Regions from separate parts of the Homo sapiens genome. Here region 1 is linked to region 2. A link is a contact called in ENCODE Hi-C or POLR2A ChIA-PET data. All regions are on one chromosome and are shown on one strand. The core of a region is the stretch at or near the end of the contact, and the rest is flanking DNA. Distances in the headings are between cores, read along the strand shown.

Evidence for each region. A loop is a pair of places that touch in the nucleus more often than their neighbours do. ChIA-PET counts read pairs that join two places held with the same protein, here RNA polymerase II (POLR2A). Pooled maps may share reads with other maps.
Region 1: a map of Right ventricle myocardium inferior shows a loop between it and region 2 (4-fold over the local background). The contact joins two enhancer-like sites. A Hi-C loop is called at or near these places in 3 of 168 maps with a recorded cell type or tissue (Right ventricle myocardium inferior, aorta and heart right ventricle) and 1 of 50 pooled maps. POLR2A ChIA-PET finds 5 or more read pairs at or near these places in 2 of 52 experiments (activated CD4-positive, alpha-beta T cell and naive thymus-derived CD4-positive, alpha-beta T cell).

Annotation. Positions count from the first base shown.
Region 1 is chr10:110,741,077-110,747,410 of GRCh38, forward strand. All of the region lies in intron 1 of RBM20 (RNA binding motif protein 20), which reads left to right. LOC124902498 (a long non-coding RNA gene) reads right to left here. Exons shown (of 3, transcript XR_007062286.1): 3 at 4,618-4,693. Among named protein-coding and RNA genes, the nearest start is that of RBM20, 100 kb to the left of the region's middle. Within about 2 kb of position 1,903, at least 3 of the 41 ENCODE cell types and tissues checked have a DNase peak (open chromatin) inside an H3K27ac peak, as active enhancers do; they include heart right ventricle, where a contact is called at or near this core.
Region 2 is chr10:110,696,667-110,703,058 of GRCh38, forward strand. The region is part of intron 1 of RBM20 (RNA binding motif protein 20); the gene reads left to right. Among named protein-coding and RNA genes, the nearest start is that of RBM20, 56 kb to the left of the region's middle. RefSeq lists enhancers at 1,641-2,140, 4,952-5,558. Within about 2 kb of position 2,396, at least 5 of the 41 ENCODE cell types and tissues checked have a DNase peak (open chromatin) inside an H3K27ac peak, as active enhancers do; they include heart right ventricle, where a contact is called at or near this core.

The DNA.
Region 1 (6,334 bases), core at 653-3,152, 44 kb after region 2:
CTGAGCTTCTCTCAGCAGCTCCTGACATTTCCTCCAGCTTGTCTCACCTTCTCAGTTGTCTCCCATTCCCACCAGCACATCCTTTGACCTTATCTTCCATACCCTTCTGCACCTAGGACCTCTTCCACTCCTTCCCAGTCAAGAAGCACCTATGAATAAGCACAGGTATTCAATATTTGTTAGGGTGGATACAGGTAAAATAAGAAATCATCTGTAGAGGTGACGTAGAAAGCACAGATAATAGAGAAATAACAGGTATCTGCCTCTGTCATCTTTCCTGAGCTCCAGATGTCAGTATTTAGGGGACTGCAGCTGTTTCCACATTATATCTTCTGGCACCAACAACTTCATGTGTCCGAAGTTGAACTCATGCAAACTCAGCCTTTGTTTTCCACATGACTCCTCCATCAACTCAGAAAGTGAAAGAGACCCACAGGTCATCCTCAACTCCTTCCTTTCCCTCACCTCTACCCCATGTCCACTCACCAAGTTCTGCCAGCTTTCAGTCCTAAATTTTCCCCGAATCTCTATCTTCTCTCCAAGACTGCCCCACCAAGCCTTCTGCCATTTGTCAACTCACAACTCTGTGGCAGCCTGAAATTGTTTTCAATTCCCAGTAGCTATGTACCTGAGGGCTGCCCCCTGCCCCCCATCACCTGGCTTTGTCCTACTCTTTCACCAAGCCTGAGCTCAGACCTCACCTCCTCTAGGAACCCCTCCAGGACCAGAGTACATGACCCCCCTCCCTCCCCAGGAGAGCCCTGCAGTACCTCTTCCAGGATCCTGCTCCTCTAGAATGCCCACTTCCCACCCAGTGTGAGGATGATCAGTTTACGTGCCTGCCTCCCCATGGACGTACACTCCTCTAGGGCAGAACCCAAAAGCTGCTGAAATTATCTTTGCCCAGTTTGACAGAGGGAGGGAAATGTAGTGGACTGAAAGTTGAGACACCAGGTTCAGCCTGACCCCAGTGAGTGCTCCACCCTTTTTTGTAGATTAAATGAACCCAGAAGTTAGTTCATGATGTAGTTCCTGTAAAAAATAATAAATAAACCTAGGAGGAGCCTCAAAGTCCCTTCCTGACCTGATGTTCTGCGATTCTGCCAGAGGAATCTGCTCTCTCCAGCCTGACTTTTCTATCTACACCTCCTCATCAGAGGAGCCTTCTGCACTACTGCCCTCTCCCAAGTCAGGGGCTGGGGACAAGGAAGACTTTCACTTTTCAGTAGCTTCCTGAGCCATTTCTTTCTTAGCTCCCAGGCTGGAGGCCTTTTCCCAGGTCTCTAATGGACAAACTTTCCACACATGACTTAAGAGAAGAAGACACAGGACTTGGACTTGGACAGTTTTGCTGCATGAACCACTGAAGTCTCTGGAACCTTAGCAACATGGACCCCTGGACCTTGGTCTTGAGTGTGGGGCCTGTGACAGTCCCCTGGCAGTGTGCTCATCCTGGCCTTTTTCTGGAGCTACTAAAGGAAAGAAACCCAGTTGAACCCAGGATTTTTTTCTTTACCCCCGAACTTCTTTGTACAGAAGTTTCACTTTCTCATAACATGATTTCTTTCTTTTACAAAAGACAAAATAAAACAGAACCCAAACTTGACACACAAATCCAACCACTACTGCTACTGTTCAGGCAGCTGGTCTATATTTTAGTAGCTCACCTGTTTCAAAAGCACCTAGGTAGTAGCTGGGAGGCTCGGTTAGTATTTCAAACCCCCAAAAGCTGCACAAAGCAGAGGCTCGGGTTCTTGAGTAGAGGGCTGATGCTAGAAACATAAAGAGATTCATCTGCATCTTCTTCAACAGTGTGCCTCACCTCCAACTCTCACTGTGAAAGATCTGCTTTCTGCTGAGCATGGACCTGGGAGAGATGTGTTCCCCGGAAGGCGGCCCGGGCTGTCATCAAGTCAGTTGCACAGGGACAGTGTGAAGCCTTCTCACTGTGGCACGAGCCATCACTCTCAGAGCACCTCAAGCCTGGCAGGGTTCCGAAAACCTCAGGGTTTAATCACTCCCCTGTTTAAGGAACTCAGACACAATGTATTTTACAAATTATTTTTGAAAGGTTTATATGAAGTGTTAAATTTTATGAACTGTATATTTTACCAACAATGGAAAAAAAAGGCTTATGAGCTTAGAGGCTTTCACATTCATTATTTCACTTAATTCTCTAAACCTCCAATGGGGTAAATCAATTTCTGTTTTGCAGACCATTAGACCAAGGCACAGAGAGATTAAGTGGCTTGCCAAAAGGGGTAAGAGTTTTCATGGGCTAACTGGGGTTATTTTTTTCACAGTTCATCAAATGACAAGTTTAACGTGATATATCTTATTTTATGTTGCATGTGATAAATAGTTACACTTTTTATTTGTTAATTACTAGGTTTTAATGGTCAACTTTAGTCCAAAGCTTCTCCCTCTTCTCACCTTCTCCCAGCCTTCTGATTCAGTTTATACATACACACACACACACACACAACATACACAGAGGCACACACATGCATGCATGCATGCAATACCCACATTGTTCTTTTATATTATTATTATTTTTTGAGGTGGCATCTTGCTCTGTTGCCCAGGCTGGAGTGCAGTGGCACAAACTCAGCTCACTGCAACCTCTGCCTCCCAGTTCAAGCGATTCTCATGCCTCAGTCTCCTGAGTAGCTGGGACCACAGATGCGCACCATCACACCCGGCTAATTTTTGTATTTTTAGTAGAGATGGGGTTTCACCATGTTAGCCAGGCTGGTCTTGAACTGCTGACCTCAGGTGATCCGACTACCTCAGCTTCCCAGAGTGCTGGGATTACAGGTGTGAGCCACGGTGCCCAGCTGTCCTTTTATTTTTATTTGGTGTTCCTTGTTGGAAGAGATCAGCTTCTCTTCACTAGAGAAATTTTTCAGTGATCCTGGTGGGGGCTCCAGTCCCCTTTTCTTTAGGAAGAAATAGAGTAGAATGATTGGGAGTACAGTGACAGGGTGGTGTCACATTTCCTGAGTTTGAGCCTCAGCTCTTCCACTTGCTGGCTGTGTGGCACTGGGCAAACTCCTTCACCTCTCAGTGCCTCAGATACCTCTCTATACAGAGGAAATGCAAGCGGAAGTATAAGGAAGATCACACGAAATAGCGCCTGTCAATCACTGTCAAGCACAGTGCCTGGCACACAGTAGGTTTGCAGGATGCCTGTGGTTTCTGTCACCCTGATGTGACTCTCCTGGGGCCCTTGAAGGTAGCATTCCAGGCCCTCAGAATCTCCAGGGGAGTGACTGGGAGCTGTAGTTTCACCAGCACCGGGCTGATGCTTGTGGCTGGGAAACGCCACTACCAAGGTGATGAAAGGTGAAGGTGGGTTGATATATAAAATAAAAGAACTTGGAGGAAAGTTAATACCTTTGAACATTGGTTCCCAAAGTGTGGTCCTGCACCAGCAGCAATATCCACCTAGCAACTTGATGGAAACGCAGATTCTCAAACCTTCCTCCAGACTTACTGAACGGAAACTCTGGGGGTGGATGCTAGTGATATTGTGTTTGAACAAGCCCTCCAGGTGTGTCTGAGGCCTGCTGAAGTTTGCAAACCATACTTTAGAATGTGAAAGAGCCAGTCCCTATTTCATTTCAAATGAGTTTAGATGTATATTTAGCTACTGAAATAAGAAATCTAAAGATATGTACACTTGTACCAAGAAGACAAGGAAAGAAATCTGCTGATATGAAGACTCAGTTATATTTCGAACAAAGGCAATGAATCCATCTTGGTCCTTTGCTTGGCTCATGGTGAAACATAGCGGCCACCATGTGGGTCAAGAGGCTTGTGTTCAGGACAGCTGAAGGGATGGCCTTGACCTTACTGTCCTCCCAGCACCAAAAGGAGCCAAGAGCGAGAGGTTACTTCTGCCTCTCCGGAACTCCAGCACTTCCTCCCTGGGGGTGCTGGCATCTTTCTTATGCACTGTCACTCTCCTCGTGGTTACTGTTGTTTGGGTCAATGTTGTAAGCAGTTGCTTGAATACAAACCCTCTGCTTTTTCATCCCTGTTTCTCCTGGGCAAACCCAAATGTGACTGCAAAACATCTCCAAATAGAGTCCAGTTCTTCTAAGTGTCAAGGCTTGGCCCAGCCACTGCCTCTGCTGTAAAGACTTTCTAGCCTGAATACCACCATGGCAAGTCATAAGCCTTGTTCTTCCCCTCCTGTGCTCCACATCCCAGGGATTTGATCCCTGCAGGCTGCATTTCCAGGCGCCTGCTGGGTTTGAACAGTGCAAGCCTCTGGGGTGAGACTGCAGGGTGGTCGGAGAGGGATGCCAGGGTGGTTCTCCCCCTCCTCTGTGGCTGGCTGTCTGACAGTGGCTGGGGATCTTCCAGGGCTCTATTGCTACTCCTGTCCCCACTAGCTTTTGTGTACCTTCTTGTCTGTTTGATAAATTCTCTGGATTAAATTCTCCAAGGGATTTGGAGTGGTTTCTCTTTTCTTTATTGGGTCCTGACTAACTTAGCCCCTTGTCTTGCTTCCACTGGGAGTGGTCACTCAGCATTTGCATACGTATCTTCTCCAATAGCCATGAGCTTCTCAGGAGTAGCCGTCATATCCAATTCAATGTCACATCCTTAGTGCCTACTCCAGGAGCTGTCACTTTCAACATGCTTGGTGTTTGATGAATGAATGCGTGATAACATGTGAGGAGGGCTGAAAATGCAAAGGAAAATCAAAGTATGCCGTATATTCAAAATGCATGCAACAAGCAAGGTTTACCATATGGAAATAGCGATGTATGCCCTGCCTAGTAATCTAGTTTAAAATAGTAATAATAAACCTTAAGCTTGTCCACAGTACAGATTTTTTAAACAATAATTTGAGAATGTTCAAATCTGTTCCATTATAAGCCACCCCAGAACTTAATGATTTAGAACCCTTTATTATTTCTCATGATTCTGTGGGTTATGACTTGAGTTGCCTTCAGCTGTTCTTGCCTGGGCTCGCTCATCACCACGTTTGGTAGCGATTCGGCTGGAATTCATATGCGTGGGACCTCAGGAGAAATGGAGATTCTCTCTCCACTAGAATCTCATGCTGAAGGAGGCTGGTGCGGGCTTGTTCACAAAGTGGCAGTCTTCCAAGAGGGTGAGGGGCAAACTCTGAGGCCAATTGAGGTAGAGGCTTGGAAGTTACACAGCATCTCTTCCTGTGCATTCTGCTTCAAAGCAAGTCAAGAGCCCAGCCCAGATTCAAAGGATAGGGAAATAGACTCATGTCTTAATGGGAGGGGCTTCCAGGAATTTGTGGCCATATTTAATCCACTGTAGAGTGGTTATTCTCATTACGAAACATTCTTTATTACAACATTTAGTATGGCTGTACCTTAAGTAGAGCCTCCTGGAATAGATTTAAAAGGTTGCTCAACTGGTAAGACCCACAAATGGAGAGCTGCCACTGCTTTCCTTAGTTCTTTGTCTGACCACCAGATGGTGGCATTGCTCAGTCGACCCCGAGTATTTCAAGGCCGGCACCAAATTCCACCTGGAGATGCCCTTCAAGCTGTGGGAATTCTATGATTTTGCACAGCTGGATTGGGAGCAGGCAGTGCTACCTATGGAGAGGGTCTGGGATTAGGGTTGCAATGGGCATTGGATGCCTCTTTCTCCCTGACTCTTCTAGAACTGTTGTGGGAAATTTCTTCACCTCCCCAAATGGGGGACTGGAGTAAGATGCTGCAAATATCATCCCATCACAATGGACTCAATCATGAAGAAAAATATCGTTTGTAATAAAAAAATTGTTTGCATACTCATGAATTGTCTATCGAAATTACATTGTATTGATTTCATCCTAGTGATGTAAATAATTCTATACCACTTCTTTTTCTTTTTTCTACCCTCTGCACCATTATAGTTGTTTGTATAACAGTGTCTGCAAAAACTGATAACATTTGATTAAGGCCTGCAGTCTAGTCCATTGTATTGTGCCAGTGTCAATTTCCTGGTTTTGATCATGTAATATAGTGATATAAGATGTTATCATTGGGGAAGATAGGAGATAAGGACATAGACCTTTCTGTACTATTTTTGCAACTTCTTGCAAGTCTATAAGTATTTCAGAATAGAAAGTTAAAAAAATACCCTCACTAAAAATAACCTCCACCTGCTTGTGTATTACTGGTATTTGCATCATCATTTGGGAGAAAAGTTGAGCATTGATTTTAAAAACTCTTTTTTTGGGGGGGGGGGTCATTCTGGCAGGGTAGCACTGGCTTCTCAACCCCCTTCAGATCCACTGGCCACTTCCACAGATCCTGCCCAGGCTCAAAGCACCTGCTAGACTAGGTGATCA
Region 2 (6,392 bases), core at 1,146-3,645:
TACTGCCTGGGCCATGGCTGATAGGGCAAGTGAGTGGCAGCAGGGTAAAGAGAGGGAGAGCCAAAGGGAATTTGAGGCTGAAGGAGCAGCACAGCTTAAAGCACACTCTGGAGAGGGTTTCGTCCAACTCTGGGGGACCTTTTTTGCTTTTTATGTTACTAGATATAGTAAAGTCTGCAACTCTTACTTTTACAGCTTGATGAATTCTCAAATGTGTGCTCATCCCTGTTACCACCACACAGACCAAAAGACTGGAGATTTCCAGCCTCCCAAAAGGGAGCCCATCCACAGCTCCCTGCCACCAAAGGCAACCCCCATTCTTACCTCTGTCATCATAGATTAGTTTTGTTGGGGACTTTTTTAGACTATCCACTTCTTAAGGAAAAAAACTTATCCTGTAGAGCCAAAGATGGCTCAGGCTTGATATGACTTTGAGTTATGTGTTTTGTTTGGTCTATGCAGAATTTTTTTTTTAAGCTCATTGCTCAGATTTAAAAGTTGGGGGATTTCACACAACAAAAGCCCAACAACACTGGGCTCGTGAACCTCAGCAGCAGTGCTGGGCTGTAGTCAGGTAGGAACCGTCCCCCTGAAGATGGGTGTCCATGCGTCAGTATCCCTGGCTGTTCCCCACTGCTCACTCCTAGCCAGCTGCACTTTTGTTACTTGCCTGGCCCACTTGGGCTTGGCCCATGAGTTTTCAATCCCTGCCTTTAAATATGGTTTTGTTTCTTAGTTTGGGGCCTCCTGCATGACTGAGGGTGCTTAGTAATTTCCTTGGTTCACTCTTCAGTGTGTATTGAGCACTAACTATGAGCCAGGCCCATGCCAAGAGCTGGGATACAGAGGTGTGCCCAGGCAGAGGGATTGAGGTATTGTTTGTTGTTTGCCATGCAGGCAGCCAGAAATGTGGCACAGTCCTACCTGCATGAGTTCACTTCTCACCACCTCCTTGGATGCCACCCATGCTGGTTGTTTCCTGGCCCCTGAGCCCACCTTGTTTCATGATCATCACACATCCACTGTCACTATCCCTTCATTTCCTCCCTGTCTGGTCCTCATCCTTCCCTCAAGCTTTTGCTCAAGTCTCACCTCTTCCAAGAAGTCTTCACTGACCAGCCCTTTCTCTTGTGATGCCTCCCTCCCCTGATTTTATCAGCGTATTCCCCACACCACAATCCCATCAATTCTCAATTATTTATTCCCTCACATTGAAGAAACAGGGGCCTTGTTTCTTTTTTTTTTTCTTTTTTTTTTTTGAGACTGAGTCTCACTCTGTCGCCCGGGCTGGAGTGCAGTGGTGCGATGTCGGCTCACTGCAAGCTCCACCTCCCGGCTTCACGCCATTCTCCTGCCTCAGCCTCCCGAGTAGCTGGGACTACAGGCGCCCACCAACACGCCCGGCTAATTTTTTTGTATTTTTAGTAGAGACGGGGTTTTACTGTGTTAGCCAGGATAGTCTCGATCTCCTGACCTCATGATCCGCCCACCTCGGCCTCCCAAAGTGCTGGGATTACAGGCGTGAGCCACCGCGCCCGGCCCTTGTTTCTTATATTAGTTATCACAGGCCCTATGGGCAAAGACTTCCCCTATACTTCCCAGCATTGCTCCAGCATGCCCTGCACAGTTCTGAGCTTATGGCAGATACCCAGGACACACAGGAGGTGGGCTGGGAAGGGCAGGGGAGCACCGGAAAAAGAGGCTGTGATGGCGGCCCCTGGGGAGGCCAGAAGGAGAGCACCAGGAGTTGCCCTCGCTGGCAGGAGCCTGGCAGGAACCCTGCCTGTCCTTGAGGGCCCATCTTCCTTGCAAGAGTGTTGACACCCTGTGAGGAGGGTGCAGAAACTCCAGCCACAGGGCCACAGACGTTCTGGACAGTGTCATGTGAGGTGGCATTGGAGCTTCTCCTCTTACAGCCTGACAGAGTGTCCCTTGGGGTGGCAGGTTCATTGAAGACAGCGTGGAACTGGATACAGAAGGTGTCATTTTGATGGCCATTCCTTCAGCTTTATGCCATGCTCCATAGACAGCCTAGGGTACCCCTCTCTGTCCCACTTTTAGTTCCTCAGTGATACAGATTGCTAAAGGCAACTCAATTGCAAATAGCCCCGCACCATGTGACACTGCCTCCTTGAAAAGTACTTCAGATGCTGGCAGAGGATGGTGACCTTTCAGTGGTATATGCCTGCTCTCAGCCCAGCCAGACAGACCACTGCCACAGAGGTGGGAGAGGCAAGAAGAGCCTTTAACTTAAGGGCACTTGGCAAAGGGCTGTCTCATTTGCTAGGGTTCTGTTATATGTCACTTGGTGTGCAAGCTTCCAAGAACTACTTGGCTTCCTGACAGGGAACATGATAGAATGTCAGGACCTAAGCTAATGTAAAATATGCTTTGGCCAGCCAAGTCATGCACAGGCAATGCAAGAAGCCATTGGTCGTTCACACGTCTGCGCCATGTTAGACGGGGGCTCCACTGATGGACTTAACCTTTCCAGACCCACGTGATGATGGAGATCCGGCAGGCAGTGGCTTCTTACTCAAGGCATGCTGATTTTGAAAAGTATGAGGGCATCTTTAAAAAAAAAAAGTGCATTCTTTTTTTTTTTTTTTTTCCTGAGACGGAGTCTTACTCTTGCTCTGTCTCCCAGGCTGGAGTGCAGTGGTGCAATCTCGGCTCACTGCAATGTTTGCCTCCTCCTGGGTTCAAGTGATTCTCATGCCTGAGTCTCCCAAATAGCTGAGATTACAGGCGCTGACCACCACGCCTGGCTAATTTTTGTATTTTTAGTAGAGATGGGGTTTCACCATGTTGGTCAAGCTAGTTTTGAACTCCTGACCTCAGATGATCTGCCTACCTCAGCCACAAAAAGTGCTGAGATTACAGGTGTGAGCCACTGCACACAGCCGTTTAAAAAAACAAAACAACAACAAAAAACAAAAAAAACCAAACCTGCATTCTTAAAGGGTACTTGTTTCCTGTCGCTCTTTTTTCCTTTATACGGTGGTCCCCCCTTATCCATGGAGGATATGTTCCAAGACCCTCAGTGGATACCTGAAACTGCAAATAGTACTGAACCCTATATATATATACTATGTTTTTTTCCTATACATAACATGCCTATGATAAGGTTTAATTTATAAATTAGGCACAGTACTCTTGTGCGTTGGGGCCATTATGAAGCGAAATAAGGATGTCTTGATCACACGCACTGCCGTATCATCACCGTTTATCCTATCATTGAGGTGGCTACTAAATGACTTGCGGGTGGGAAGTATAGACAGCATGTATATGCTGGACAAAAAGGTGATTCACGTCCCGGGTGGACAGAGCAGGATGGCCCAAGACTTCATCAGACTACTCAGATCAGTGTGTAATTTAAAACTTACGAATTATTTATTTCTGGAATTTTCCATGTAATATTTTTGGACCACGCTTGACTGTGGGTAACTGAAAGTTTGGAAAGCGAAACTGTGGGTAAGGGGGGACTACTGTATTCCCCTCTTCCTGTTTTTCACCTCTCCCATGCCTCCCCCTAGTCCCTCCCATTTCTGTGTCTTTGTGTTTATCTGTTGAGCCTTTGGCATGAACACCAGACAAGGTTGGCTGGGTTTATAGGTGCTACATTTTTTCACTTGGGCGCTTCAGATTTAGATAATAGGATACAGAGACCTAGAGGTTTCATCCAAGTTTCAGCCTTGGGCCAGTTAGGGAGTGTGGAATTGGCAACCTTTTATGACTGTTAAGCAAAATCTTTGCAGAGGAGCTGTACCAATTAAGAAATCCTTGGCTGCCAACAGGAACCCCAACAGTGGCTTAAACCAGAGGGACATTTCTCATCTCAACATGAAACCTGGAGGCAGAGGCCTAGGTTTGGTTTGGTGGCTCAACAGGGTCTTTAGGGACCCAAAGTCTTTCCATCCCCTACCTTGCCACGTTCCATGATGTTTTTGTTCTTATGCCTATGGCCTCCTCTTCACAGGACAGTGACAGAGGCCCCAGGATTACCTACTTACATGCCAGCAACCAAAGCAGGAAATGGGATGGGCAACAAATAAAAACCCTCTTTGGGCCAGGCACGGTGGCTCACCCCTGTCATCCTAGCACTTTGGGAGGCTGAGGCGGGCGGATCACCTGAGGTCAGGAGTTCAAGACCAGTCTGGCCAACATGGTGAAAGCCTGTCTCTACTAAAATAAAAAAATTAGCCAGCCATGATAGCGGGTGCCTGTAATCCCAGCTACTTGGGAGGCTGAGACGGGAGAATCGCTTGAACCCGGGAGATGGAGGTTGCAGTGAGCCGAGTTCATGCCACTGCATTCCAGCCTGGGTGGCTGAGAAAGACTCCGTCTCAAAAAAACAAAACAAAGCAAACAAACAAACAAAAACCTCTCTTTGCTTCTGCCTTATCTGGGAGGGGAAATTTTCAGACTCATTGCAAAGGAAATGTCATTTAAATGTGAAAACTGATGCACAGAGCTGAGTCATTTTGGGATACCTGTGTGAGCCGGGGGTTCCATTTTCCTGGTGACCCTTCTCAACTCCGTTCCCAGTGGTTCTTTCTCAAAATTACAGATTGTGAAGAATTTTTTTTTTTCCTCCTAGTTTCTTCCAGCCTGGAGTTCACAGTGGGGCTTACTTCTCACCTGGTCAGCCAAAGCTTAACTGAAAATCTCCAAGAGTTCCTGTCTTTAGAAACCCATAAAGTCCGGTCCTACTCCCTGGTACTGATTCTCCTTTTTTTCTGAATGGTACTCGCATCAGCCTGGACCACGGGGAACATGCTGTTCCCATCATTTACCCCGTGTATGAGCCGGAGATTTCACTGTTAGTGTTAAGTTACAGTGCCTTGCTGGTTGGGAGCTTGCCTTTTGAAAAGTTCAGGTCCAGCCCTCCTTTGCCTTATCTTGGGAAATGACTTTCTGCTAAAATAATTTCGGTTTGTACATATGCATGTCCATGCACACACCCCAGCTCCACACCATCCAGTGGGAAAGGGAGTCAGGGATTTCATGGTAGCTGTCATTTTGATGAATGTCCCTGTGTCCACCCACAGAGGCCGTGACATTCCTGCCTTTCCCACTTGATAATCTGAAAATCTCCCAAGCCTGATTGCCTTGCTATAGGCCTGCAACCTGGAATGCTGCATAGGTTCTGAGTTTCAATCCCCAGGGTCCGCACTGGCCAGGATCTGTAAGAGCCTGTGGGCTTGATGCTGATAAGGCAGAGAGCTAACGGGGGATTATCAGAGAGGGAGAGTGCCAGACAAGGTGCATTCCTCTGGGGATAGAGCAGCAGGACTTTGGGAGCTGGGACAATTGTGTGAAGCAGGACGTGATTGCGTGGTCTTGTTTCAGCCAGCCTCAGCTATCCCCTTTTATCTGCCCCCAGAGGCACTGTGCTTTTTAGGCCTCCTCACCTTCCCTCTGAAATGTGCTCCCCAATGTGCCCACCTCTTCTTTCTGTTTTCCAGCCTCTGCTGGGCAAAAGTGGGAAGTTGCTCTCAAGTGTTAAACGTGTTCACTCTCACCAAGTGGAAGATTTTACATTAGAATTCAATCATTCTGTTTACTTCCTTTAAAGTCGAGAGCGTATCAGCTGAGTGTGGTGGCTCACACCTGTAATCCCAACATTTTGCTAGGCCTAGGTGGGAGGATCACCTGAGGGCAGGAGTTCAAAAGTGAGACCCCCCCATCTCTACCAAACAAACAAACAAACAAACAAATTTGCTGAGTGAGATGGTACACACCTGTAGTCCCAGCTAGTCTGGAGGCTGAGGCAGGAAGATTACTTGAGCCCAGGAGTTTGGGGCTGTAATGGGCTCGGATGGCGACCGTGCACTGCAGCCCGGGGCGACACAATGAGGCCCTGTCTCTAAAAAATACATAAATGAAGTTGAAAGCATGTGAAGTTTATGATTGGCTTTGTGATCGGAAGGATGTGTCATGCTTTCCCCTGGGTGTTGGGAACCTTCTGAAAGAACTGCTGTCGGAATTCAGGGTCTTCTGTGCCTGTCCACCCACTAGCCCTCATGGGCGTAATGCAGAGATCTCAGAAGGGAGAGCTCTGGATCCAGACTGCTTATGTTGGAATCATCTTCCACCCACTTACTCACTGTGTGCCCTTTGGACAGTTATTTAACCACTCTGCACCTCAGTTTCTTCATCTGTAAAATGGAAATTATGGTACATACCACATATGATTGTTAGAAGGAGTCAATGAGTTAACCTTTAAGTACTTAAAATGGTATCTGGCAATTAGTGAGCACCATGTAAGTGTTTGCTTAATAAATATTAAGAGTTTGGGGTTTGGGGTGGGTTTTTTTTCTTGTTTTTTTTTTTGTTTTTTTTTTTGGTTGGCTTAATACCTTTCTAACTGAAATTTTTGTTGAGATAAT